Regions from separate parts of the Homo sapiens genome. Here all the other regions are linked to region 2. Evidence: read pairs that join two places in POLR2A ChIA-PET (ENCODE). Cell type or tissue: MCF 10A. All regions are shown on one strand.

Region 1 (4,000 bases), 82 kb before region 2:
TACAGGTGTGAGCCACCATGCGTGGACCTAGGAATTACGTAATTTGATTTGAAGAGTCATATCATTTTTCCCCTGCTTTACTTTTGTACCTCTTCTCCAAGAAAAAAGTCTACTCTCTCAAAAACCGAAAACACATTTCTTAACTTCTGGGAGGTAGTTTTGTTTGTATTAGTTCAAGTCCATACTGGAATACGTTTGACCAGTGTTTTCAAGCTGAGAAATGACATTTAATTATTTGTTATCATTTCTAGGTAGATAGTAATTTCTGTATTTACTAAGGTAAGCTAACTGGTTTAACGAACACACCTAATATTTCAGTGGTTTAAATCAGTAGAATTTCTTGCCATATAATAGTCCAATGACTGTTAGTACAATGGGATAACAGCTCTGCTCTGCAGTTATTCAGGCTCTGAACTATGGGCATTTTTCCTATTTTAAATTTAATAGTGTCCAAAGGTCATCCTAGGTTTTGGCATTTGTTGAATGGGGGAAGAGCATGGAGGTTTTCACACGCAATTTTTATGGGTCAGACGTGGTAGTGGCACACATCACTTCTGTTGACATTTCATTGGCTTGGTCTTAGTCACGTGGCCATGCTAACTGCAAGGGAGGCTGGAAATGTAGTCTAGTTGACTCAGGGAAAAAAATGCCTTTGGTTATCAATTAGCAGTCTCTTTCGTGTGGTCAAGGTAAACAACATCAGCAAGACATTGACTTCTCTGTGAGCTACCTAATTATTTCGTTTTTGCTTTTCCTTTTCTCATTTTCCCATGTTTTTGCAATTACTCTCCACTTTTCCCCATAAATATCCTGTTTTTGAGGTGATGGCCCGCATTCTTCATTTACTTTCAAGTCTAGTCAAGTCAAGTCTCTTGGATGCAGACAACAGAAACCCATTCCTGGCCAAGTTGGGCAGAAAACAAATGTAATGGAAGGCTATATGTTAACCCATAGAATTAATTGAAAGCTGGAAACTATGCTGGAAAAATAAGTAGGGGCCAAAGCAGGTGGCAGCAGAGGACACAGCCAGGGTCGCAGCAGAAGACCAGTCTGCTTCGGATCCCACACCTGGCACTTGTGCAATGCATTGCTATGTGAGCCTCAACTTTCCTGCCTCCACTGTGGATAGTCTCTTACTGTCCCTACATCTTGCAGGAGTGACCCATCAAGACTCCAGAGTCTGAACAGGAGCATGTGATTGTCAAAACTTTGGTCACTAGCAAAGCCCTGGTTACCAGGGAGGTAAGGTAGGAGATTTGTTAGTTTGGTTTTTATACTTGGTGGCATGGCTTTTTTGCCTTCCATGATTCTCATGAACTGTGAAGAGTGTTCAGATACCAAATGGCCTAAAAATGACAAATACCTATGTGGGAACCTTTTTCATCAGGAGAAATAAGTTGTGGTATAAGATGGGAGGCTGTGTTCCAATCTTGATTTTTATCACGTTGTTAAGCCTCTGGGTTGCAGCCGCCCCCTCTGTAAAGTGAGGTGGGGGAACTAGATGTCTGACAGTGTCTGTTCATTTACTCACTCATTGAATAAATATTTAGTAAGTGCCTTTTATGTGCCAACACAAAAGAATTATCACACCCTTGCCTTCCTATATTTGGGTGAGTCAGCAGAGAAGTCATTCTGATACAGTTAGGGTGAAGTGCTCAGATACTCTAGCCTTGGGCAGGGGTTTAGGAGCTCGTGAGAGTTCCCAGGCCAGCCTGGGCAGAGAGTGTTGGAGTAGGGGATTCAGGGACCACACTCCGCTTCTTTCACTCATTCGTTTAGTGTTTCCTTTAAGCCTTTGCCTTGTTGTTATGAGAATACAAAAATAAATAAGACCAGTACTTCCCTCCAAAGCACTAATTGTGAGAGCATGCTGATGGCTTTAGCAGGCAGCATGCTTGCTGTGTTGAGATAAGAGCAGAATACAGTCATGCACCAAATAACATTTCAGTGTTGGACTGCATATACGACAGTATTCCCCTAAGACTGTAATGAAGCTACAAAAATCCTATCACCTAGTGATGTCTTGCGATCCTTACCCAAGGAGGTCTTGGCTTACGTGTATGTGTATCTTAATTTTTGAGAAAAATGTTTAAAAAGTAAAAAGTTAAAAAAATGAAAGCTTACAGAATAAGAATGTAAAGAAAGAAAACATTTTTGTACAGTTGTGCAGTGTTTTAAGCTGTTATTACAAAAGAATCCAAAAGTTAAAAAAAGATTAAAAAGTTATATAAAGTAGGCTAAAGTTAATTTATTACTGAAGAAAACAAGTTTTAAAATAAATTAGTGTAGCTTAAATGTACAATGTCTATAAAGTCGACCGTAGTAGACGGTTTAATGTCCTAGGCCTTTGCATTCATTCACTCATCTCTCTTCCTCTCCGTCCCTCCATCCCTCCCTCCCTCCATCCCTCCCCCACCCATTGCAACTTCCAGTCCTGCAAGCTCCATTCCTGTAAACGCCCACACAAGTGATCTTTTATATCATATTTTTATTGTACCTTTTCCATGCCTATAGCACAAATAATGAGGGTTACAGTTGCCCTCATTATTCAGCACGGCTGAACAGGTTTGCAGCCTAAGAGCAGTAGGCTCTACCGTCTAGCGTGGGCGTGCAGTAGGCTCCACCGTCTAGCGTGGGCGTGCAGTAGGCTCCACCGTCTAGCGTGGGCGTGCAGTAGGCTCCACCGTCTAGCGTGGGCGTGCAGTAGGCTCCACTGTCTAGCGTGGGCGTGCAGTGTATACTCAGTGATGTTCTCACAACCATGAAATCGCCTGACAGTGAATTTCTTAGAACATATCCTCATGGTTAGGTGACAGGTAAGTGTTCTGAGGGAAGAATGGAGTAGGGGACCAGTTCCCTGTAAGATTCTGAGAACGTTTCTTAGCATGACATTTGATCCTGGGTCTTGAAGTTTGAGTTGAAGACTTCTAGGAGGAGAAAATAGGAGGGCGGGGATAGCATGCTAGTTGGAGAGAAGAGTTGCTGAAGAGAAGAGCGAAGAGCTGCTGAAGAGCACCATTGAAGAATGGTGAGAAGGTCGGTGCAGTTAAGGGAAAGGATGTCATGGAGGGGACAGGATGGAGAGAAATGGTGGGAAATAAGACGAGAGGTGTAAACACTTAACCTGGGTACTCTGGGTATTTAAAGTATTGTGAAGTATTGATTTTGAGCTTTTTTTTTTTTTGGTTGTGGACATGAACTTTGACAGCAGTAGGGGGAATACACTGAGGGAGGGCATGGAGCCTGGATAAGGAGCAGTTATTGTAGGGGATTCCCCTGGCCCCTTTCTGGATTAAGATCTTGACAGAGCATGGAAATAAGCAGCTGGATTCATGAGACATTCCAGAGGCCAAAGTCACAGAATGTAGTTAGATTGAGGGGGATTGAGGTAAAGGGGGTGGGGAGGTGGAAGTAAGAGAGCGAATAAGATTGAGGTTTCTAGCTTGAGTGGATGGATGGGTGGAGATGCCGTTTATAGAACTGGGTCAAACTTGGCGCTACTGCCTGCTCCCCAGCCTGTGCAGACACAGTTAAATATAGCATGCCGTGCTTTCCAGCTGAGGCTTGAGTTAGCTTTGGAATCTTTTCTATAGCAGTGAGTGCTCCAGACAGCCACTGCCAATCTATTTGAGTTTGTACTGGAGAGGAAACCTATTTGCCTTCCCTGTCATAGGAGATGGGGAGGGGAAGGGAAGGGGAGCAGGGAGAGGAATCCCACCCACACTAGTCCCTCTTTTCCCTGCGCTCTTTTCTTCAGAACACATCATTTTCTGATCTCACACTCCCGTTTTTTTTTTTTTTTTTTTTGCTTGAGGATTCTTCTGTGCCCAGCAAAATACAAACTCCAGGAGGCCTGAGATTTGGCCCATAATTTTTGCATTTATGCCTTTAATGTTAAGAGCGTTGTCTGGAACAGCACTGCCAATAGAAATGTAAGCCACTTATGTAATTTAAATTTTTCTAGGAGCCACATTTTTAAAAAAGTAAAAAGAGGCCTGGA
Region 2 (4,000 bases):
GGTAGGGCCGCCCTCGGTCCCAGCAGAGTTGTAATGGTCTGTGTTGTAAATCAGAGTTAGGAGGGGTCTGACAACTTTCCTGTTAGTGCGGAGTTTAGCCCCAGTGTGGTTTGTCCTGCAGCTCAGGAATCTAGGGGGTTGCCTGCCCACTGAGCTTAGACCCTGGAGCCCAGGGAGCTCTTAATTGACAGAAGGGTGTCCTTTTGGTCTCAGATCATACCGGTAACGCTCCTGCCAAGCAGCCCTGGACAGGGGCCCAGCCTACCGCCAGGAGCCACCTGTCAAACGGCGGCTTAGGGGGTTTAAAAAGGAAATTAATCCCTCTTCAAGACCACATAGATAAACCTCTGGTTGGGAGGTGACAGCAAATCTTATCAAAGCAAATTGTCTAGACGTTTCGAGGAGCTCTAGGACGTGGACCTGCTCAATCTTTCTAGAAAGGCCTGCGGCTGCAGGGGCCAGGTTAAGGGGCCCCTTAACCTGCTTCAGAAGAGGCAAGACTGCGTCCTTCCCCGCTGCCCACTGGGACTGACTTGGAGGCCCGAGGAAGGATTTGTTCCCGCAGGACCAAGTTCCCTCAGGCCACACCAGCCTGGGAACCAAAACAGGATTGCAGTGACAGAACACAGCGTCTCTGGCTCTGCGCCTACCCTGTTCTTGCTGTGCCCCCAGCGCTCTTGAAGCTGTGTCCTTCCCTGCCTGCCTCCCTCCAGCTGGGCCCCCCTCTCCAGCCACCCTGTCCTGCCCTCCTTCCCTCCCTGCCTGGGTCTTGTGGCTGCGGAGGCCAGAAAGTGGAGTGGCCCCTATGTTACCACAAGTCCCGCAGGGCAGAGGAGGGGAGGAAGGGGGCGCGCAGGAAGCCTGGGAACACCCACCCTTCAGGGCTCAGGACAACCCCACTCCTGGACAGCCTCCAGCCCTGGCAGCGACAATCCTGGGCCCCGCCCAGTACTGCATGGGCACTGCCAAGACAGAGCTGGACACATGCCCACGGGGTAGAGTTTGATTTGGGGGCCATTTTTGCCCCTTTCTACAATGACGTTTTCTCTGACAAAATTTAGACTGTAATTTAAAAAATAGTTTCTGACTGTGATGAGAAGGAAAAGGCAACATGCTTCCCAAACTAAGAGTATTTGAAGACTTTTTGAGTTCCTGTAATAATATACCAACTTCGCTTAGATTTAACAATTGTTTTTTGCTGAAACGTGGTATTTCCAAATTACTTCAGTCTGCATCTCTAAAAAATGACATTGTCTTGCTTATCCATTAATACCATTATCACACCTTAAAGAGAATTAAAATCATTCCTTACTGGTGTCAAACACTTGATCCGTATTCAGTGTTCCCATTGTCCCCAAAATATTTTACTGCCAGTTTGTTCAAACCAGGATTCAATTAGGGTCCACGTGTTGTGTTTAGTTCGTTTCTTACCTCTCCTTAGATCTAGAACAGTTTGCTCTCTGTATTTTGGGTAAAAGAAAAATGTTCCCCAGCACTTTAGGAGGCCAAGGTGGCTGGATCACCTGAGGTCAGGAGTTCGAGACCAGCCTGGCCAACATGGTGAAACCCTGTCTCTACTAAAAATACAAAAATTAGCCAGGCTTGGTGGCGGGCACCTGTAATCCCAGCTACTTGGGAGGCTGAGGTGGGAGAATCGCTTGAACCCGGGAGGTGGAGGTTGTAGTAAGCCGAGATTGCACCACTGCACTCCAGCCTTGGCAACAAGAGTGAAACTCCATCTCAAAAAAGAAAAGAAAAGTCTTCCCCAGTCTAATGTTTTTAATGGTTTCATATTTTTCACGTAAATCTTTGATCCATTTGGAATTTATCCTATTATTATATATTGTGAGGCATGGATTCAATTTTATATTTTCCCAAATGGCTGGCTGGTTGTTCCAACACCACTTATTAAAAAGTTCATCTTTCCCCCATCTTAGTTAAAGATTCACATTGATCACTTATCATATGATAACTGTCGTGATTACTTGGGTCTTCTTCTGAACCTTCTAATGTGCTGTGTTGGTTTGTAAACCTCTGCACATGCCACTCCTACCTGGCTTCAGTTACAGAGGCTTCTGGGCCGTTTCAATACTTAGCAGGCAGGTGCACCTCATTTCATCACGTTTCTCTTCGGGGTTTTCCTGCTTACCCTTGCTTTTATTCACACACACACATATATATACACACACACACGTATACAAGTATATATAATTAACTGGAGTTGGGGGAATTAGCTGATAAGAGAACTGGCTAAACAATGTAGGAATCACCAATGCACCCAGCAGTCACTACACCTGGAACTGATCCTGAGCACCCAACGAAGGGCCACTCCTACCCGCACCCCTCTGCTAAGACCCAGACCTCGTGGAGAGGGCTGCCGTCATGACTCATTCATGGGAGAGGGTGTGATCGTGACTCACTGGACGACAGAGGAGCTTGCTGAGGTGCTTCCCCAGCAAGACGTGACTGAAACCCACCCTCTGCTGTGGGAATTGGCCCCCGGGGAGGTGCCACGTCTCAGAGCTCCCTGCTGGCTGCCTCGGGCAGTGCTGCAGAAGTCCCTGGGGGGGAACCTGTCTGGCTGCAGGCTCTCCAGCACTGCTCGTGGGAGGGTGATTGGCAGGTGTCCCATGGTCAGTGCTGTGCTGTGCAGTCACTAGGGTATGTGCCCAGGTAAATCCATCCGTGGGTGTTTCTCCTGCTGGCACTGGCTGGAAGCCACCCAGGGCTGGGGCTGTGCCATGGAGGCCGCTCATGGGGGGACTCACTGCTGGAATGCCCAGGAAGCAATCCAGGGAGAAGCGACCAGCCCGCAGGACTGAGAGGCACTGATACCAAGTGAACTGAATTAATAATATGGGTGAAGTGTTCGTTTCATTTTTTTTGAGAGGGAAAATAAAGATTCTTGGTTTCATTCTAACTACCTACTCACTTGCCAAATTGTTAGGGGGACTAGTGGCACTCTTAGTGTAGACTCTCAAAAACAGCTCAAGGATATTAAAGGACCTATTTTAAATGTAAAATTTGACCCGTTTTTTAAAACTTATATTTGTAGGTTCAGGGGTACGTGTGCAGGTTTGTTATATAGGTAAACTCATGTCATGGGCGTTTGATGTACAGATTATTTTGGCACCCAGGTATTAAGCCCAATGCCCAATAGTTATGTTTTCTGCTCCTCTCCCTCCTCCACTCTCGGGTAGGTCCCAGTGTCTGTTGTTCCCCTTTGTGTTCATGAAAACTTGATCAGTTTTGATGTATGTATACCCTTATGTCATCACACCACTATCAGAATGTCAATTTCATCTCCCCAAAAACTCCCTGTTCCCATTTCTGGTCCATCTTTCTCTCTGTCCCATTCCTAGGCAACCACTGATCTACTCGTAGCATTTTCGATTGGTTAAAATAATATAGGAAAATCAATGCCTGAGAATAGCGAGAAAAGCACAAGGAAGAAGAGCAATTAGGGGTGGGGCGACTTGCTTCACCAGATGTTGGAATATTCTTTGAAGCCACTGCAGTCTGATCAGTACGGTGTAGGTGCAGGAAGAGACAACTGGATTGGAGGAAGGACAGACCGGTTGAGACACAGCCCACTGCCTAGGAAGGGGACTGTGAAACAAGGAGCAGTTCTATCAGAGGCAGTCTGACAGGGGCCACCATGCATGGATACTTCTTTTAATGTGGTAGGGGCATGATTCAAGGATTGGCAGGATCCGAAGAGGAACAGGGTGGGCAGCTTCAGAGGAGGTAGCACTTGAGAAGGGTTTGGCATGATGCCTGCATTTGTTTGAGGACCAGTGCATGGGGATTAGGAGTTCAGGGAAGCTGTTCAAAGAACTGCATCAGCAAAGGTAGGAAGGTGTGAGTGGCATGCTTTGATGGAGGCAGAATAGTGGCCAAAGCTGTCCATGTCCTACTCTCAAGAGCCTGTGACTGTTAGGTTACATAGCGAAGGGGAATTATGGTTGCTGATTAGCTCGCCTTGAGATGGAGGGGATGA
Region 3 (4,000 bases), 87 kb after region 2:
TTTGTTCTGCCCAAGTCTGAGCTACGGGAGGGTATTTCTCATACCCATGCCCACAGTCAGCAATGCTGAGAGATGATGTCAGGGCGATGCCCGTGATGGCCGGATCTGAGGACAGTGCTCCTTCCCCTCTTCTAAGAAGACTGGCTGAAGACCCAGAGGTTTGGGTAATGCACGGCTGACCGAAACTCTGATCTCTGCACTCCAGTTGATCGAGTTCTACTAGTTGTGTTTAGTGATAAGACCCAAGACTGACATACTCCATAAGGCATTCAGCCTGGACTAGGCTCTTTGTAGCCAAAAGTCTGCTCCTAGGCTCCTGGAAGACCTTGCCCTTTTGCTTGAATGTTTTGTGATTTCTATCAGAGTTTTAGAAACGATGATGATTACATGTTTATTTCACTAGTGCTTGTTGGTAGCAGATATTTACATTGCCTGAGAAAAACAGCCCTTCATATTCTTATAAAGATTGGCTTAGTTGATATCACAGTATTGATGATCGGTGTTAAAACAATGGGCACTGAGCCTTAATCTTGAAATGGGCAATTACACAAAGTCGGTAGGAACATTTCATTCTCTGAAATCAAGATCTGTTTACTATGTGGCCACAATTCTCCGGCCAACCACAGTGCATGTTGGGATTTGCATCTAGGGGGTATAGTGTCTAAAAATAACTCTATAAATACTGTTTTCATCAGTGATAAATCTAATCTCCATCACTTAATCATGTTGACCACCCCAGTGAAATATTTTTGTGTGCCTTTAAAGTATTTTGCCTTCCTTTTCCTAGGACTCTCTTATTGAATTAGGTGGATACATGAAGCTTTCTTTTACCAAGGCAATGAGGCCAAGTAAAAGTTTGACTCCTTTTACATTTATTTAAGTTTTATGGTGTTGAACTTTGAGATTTGTTTCCTCCCACTTAGTTGTTTCCTCCCACTCTTCCATGCAGTTGAAGGGTCACAAGCTTTTTGCATGATCTATATTGTAGATACCATTACCTACTTAGTTTCAGACGCAGGATCAAATCCATCCTTTATCTGTCGACAATATAACAACATCACAATGATTTGTTACATTGTTACTTTTTTTTCTTTCTCATCTGATTTCCAGGAAAGCACTCATAAGAGAACTTGATATGTTTTTCCATAGAACTAAAAAGATAAGGAACCTAGCTTGGCTGACTACCTCTGGCATTAGAAATGCTTCCTTAGAAGACAAGGGAGTTCAGCTTAGTGACACAAAGAATGCCATTTAATATTGACTCATCTAAAAACCCCAAGGTCTGGACTTTTTCCATCCATTATGTCTGTAATTACCAATCTTTGTCTTTGCTTCAGACTCAGAAAGCGCAAGAAATCCAACAACCCTTTACTATACTTCCGTGTCTCCCTGAGCTCTTTTCAAAGGACCTTTTGGTTTTCCATAAGAAGCATTTAGTTCTTTAATTACACATTAAACTTCTAGCTTAGTGGCTAGAGAGAGCAAAAACTAGCGCAATTAAACATGAGCTAGTTCCAGGTTCACGTTCATCACCTTGATCAGTTGTAAACTGTAGGCTAGAGAAAACTAGCAAGAAAACAGAGGGAGACATCTGGGCCACCTATTTAACTCTCCTCCAAGAGAGCCTAAGAGAGAAGCCATGTGGAGGAGCGAGGCGGGTTTGATGTGTGGCAACCACTGCAGGTCTGGGCTGCTTTGCTGAGCAGAGACTGGCAGCCTGAGCTATGTACATCATCCAACGCCTGAGGGTGCCACTGAAGCAATATTTCAGCGGCTGGGCTGGGAATGCCCATTTCTCTGTAGTTCATTAAGGAGTAATTTTACTGTATCCACTTTCTGAGTTGACCGCTAGATCCTGGCTGGCTGTTGACTCTATTTGCCACTCTGGAGGAATGGCATGAAAAGGAAGGATTCTTCCTTTGAGACCCTAACTGAATGACTGGGCTCTCTAAGTCTTGTGAAGCAGTTGTCTCTTTGACAACCGAAAAAAAAGAGTTATGTTATTTTGAACAGACTTATGAGTGACTTCAATAATTTATGCTAGAAAAAAAGTCATTCTTCTATATTGCCTAGGACTCTCTTAAGAGTACAGTACAATATTTCATAGTACTTAGTACTCTTACATACTATTATTAATAGTACTATTACTAGTACTTAATAGTACCAATAGTACTTAACAGTACAGTACAGGGGTCAGCAAACTTTTTTTATACAGGGCCAGATAGTAAATATTTCAATCTTTGCTGGCCACACGGTCTCTGTTGTAATTACTCAGCTCTGTGAGTGCATGTGGAAGCAGCCATAGGCAATACACAGACAAATGGCTGTGGCTGTGTTCCAATAAAACTTTGTTTGTGGACATTGAAATTTGAATTTAGGATGATTTTCACATGTCTCAAAATATTCTTCTTTTCTTTTTTTTCCCCCAATTATTAAAAAATGTAAAAATTGCTCTTAGCTCACAAGTGGTACAATAACAGGCAGCAGGCCAGATTTTTTTTTTTTTAGCAGATTTGGTTTGCTGAAATTTTTTGTAGTAAAAATAGCCCACAGCTTAGGGCCCTGTGACCTGGATTTGAGACAAGGAGCTATGATTCACTGGCCTTTAAACTTGGCCAATTTGCCCAAACCCTAGTTTTCCCTCTATAAAATGTAAATTATAATACTCAACCTCTCATGGTGAATTAGAATGAAATAAGATAATTTGTACAAGTGCTCTTAATGCTCTCAAACACCACACCATGTTGGGTAAAATATTGTTGGGTTATTATTATATATTCTGTGATTTATCAAAATCTCTTAGCAGCCTTCTGACAGAATTTTGACTTCTAGATGACACTCTGCATCTAAAGCACTCAAGACATTAAAGGCAGAAATATTAGGAAGAGGCGTGCTTTACTCAATTTTAAATTAAAGGCTAACATTTTCTTAGATACCGGTTGGCCATAAAGTTCAGAAACAAGATAATGTTATTTTAGTGTATTGTAAAGTAATATCAATGAATCATCTATTATGTATATGTTACCTATGTTTTTCAATGTTAAAGCCATCCATTGAAAGGAAATCATCCTTGAAGATAATGTTTACAATATATAGAGGACACTGAACTTTCAACTACCTTCCTGACATTTTTAAATCATACAGAGTATCACCCAAGTCAAGGAAAGAAAGACTGAAGAGTAGCCAGACTATTAGCAAACTGTTTTGGAAATGATTTACTATGAGTATTTTAATTGTATTCTCTCAGCAAATCAAATGATTTCCCATTCTTCTGGTGAGTTCAGGTAGTTTTCTAATAGCATTCTTATGCCCCCTTTCTCTGTCCACCAGTTCCCACCTTTGTAAGCAGTTTCTAAATATCCCAAAGACACTGGCTTAAATCTAAATAAAAAAGCAAAGGGGAAAAAAGTAAGAAAACTGAAATGTAAGAAAATGTAGGGATGGAAAGCATAAGAATGTTGCTCTGGAGAATTCAAAATTTAGACTATTAAATGAAGTCATGAATAATTTTTAAATTGGAGTGCAGTGAAAAATAGACATTTCAGAGCCCTAGCTTGGTTAGACCTGCAAGAGAAAATTGTGCTTAAGAAATAGGTTGACATTTGCAGCTGGATTTCTGTTAGGGAACATAAGGTACTGAACTAAAACAATAGAATTGGAACTGGAGAACCAGGGAAACAGCAAAGGATGGGGATAGATGGAAGAACGGAGTGGGGGAAGAGAGAGTTCTGCCTCATGGACATAGAGGGGATATATGCTGGAACAACCAGGCTGGAAGGCCATGTTTGAAGGAACAGAAAAGTTGACATTTGCTATGTTAATGTAAAAGAGTATAGCTTACCCAGGGGACAGCTAAAACAGAAATGATTTTATTGGTTCCATAAAGTTGATTTATAAATGAATGGGTGCTCTTCCAGTTGGAGAGCACGTTGGGGTGGGTGGAGGTGAGAATCCGAGGAACTCAGCAGCCTTGTGGTGGGGGGTCATGCTTGCAGCTGAA

What was found. Peaks named below come from ENCODE experiments on the same cell type or tissue, not always from the same donor. Only the 100,000 strongest peaks of a DNase experiment are listed, where the experiment ranks them.
Region 1: POLR2A ChIA-PET joins it to region 2 with 6 read pairs; 2 of 35 experiments call an interaction of 5 or more read pairs at or near these places.
Region 3: POLR2A ChIA-PET joins it to region 2 with 7 read pairs; 3 of 35 experiments call an interaction of 5 or more read pairs at or near these places.

What each region holds. Positions count from the first base shown.
Region 1 is chr21:37,448,971-37,452,970 of GRCh38, forward strand. The region is part of intron 2 of DYRK1A (dual specificity tyrosine phosphorylation regulated kinase 1A); the gene reads left to right. Among named protein-coding and RNA genes, the nearest start is that of KCNJ6-AS1, 68 kb to the right of the region's middle. RefSeq lists an enhancer at 2,180-2,731. In MCF 10A, no CTCF peak of the experiment used is centred here; a DNase peak (open chromatin) is centred at 1,621.
Region 2 is chr21:37,530,943-37,534,942 of GRCh38, forward strand. The region is part of intron 1 of KCNJ6-AS1 (KCNJ6 antisense RNA 1); the gene reads left to right. Among named protein-coding and RNA genes, the nearest start is that of KCNJ6-AS1, 14 kb to the left of the region's middle. RefSeq lists enhancers at 2,117-2,346, 2,457-2,506. In MCF 10A, no CTCF peak of the experiment used is centred here; a DNase peak (open chromatin) is centred at 2,389.
Region 3 is chr21:37,618,049-37,622,048 of GRCh38, forward strand. It overlaps KCNJ6 (potassium inwardly rectifying channel subfamily J member 6), which reads right to left. Exons shown (of 4, transcript NM_002240.5): 4 at 1-4,000. All of the region lies in intron 1 of KCNJ6-AS1 (KCNJ6 antisense RNA 1), which reads left to right. Among named protein-coding and RNA genes, the nearest start is that of KCNJ6-AS1, 100 kb to the left of the region's middle. In MCF 10A, a CTCF peak has its summit at 1,742; a DNase peak (open chromatin) is centred at 1,733.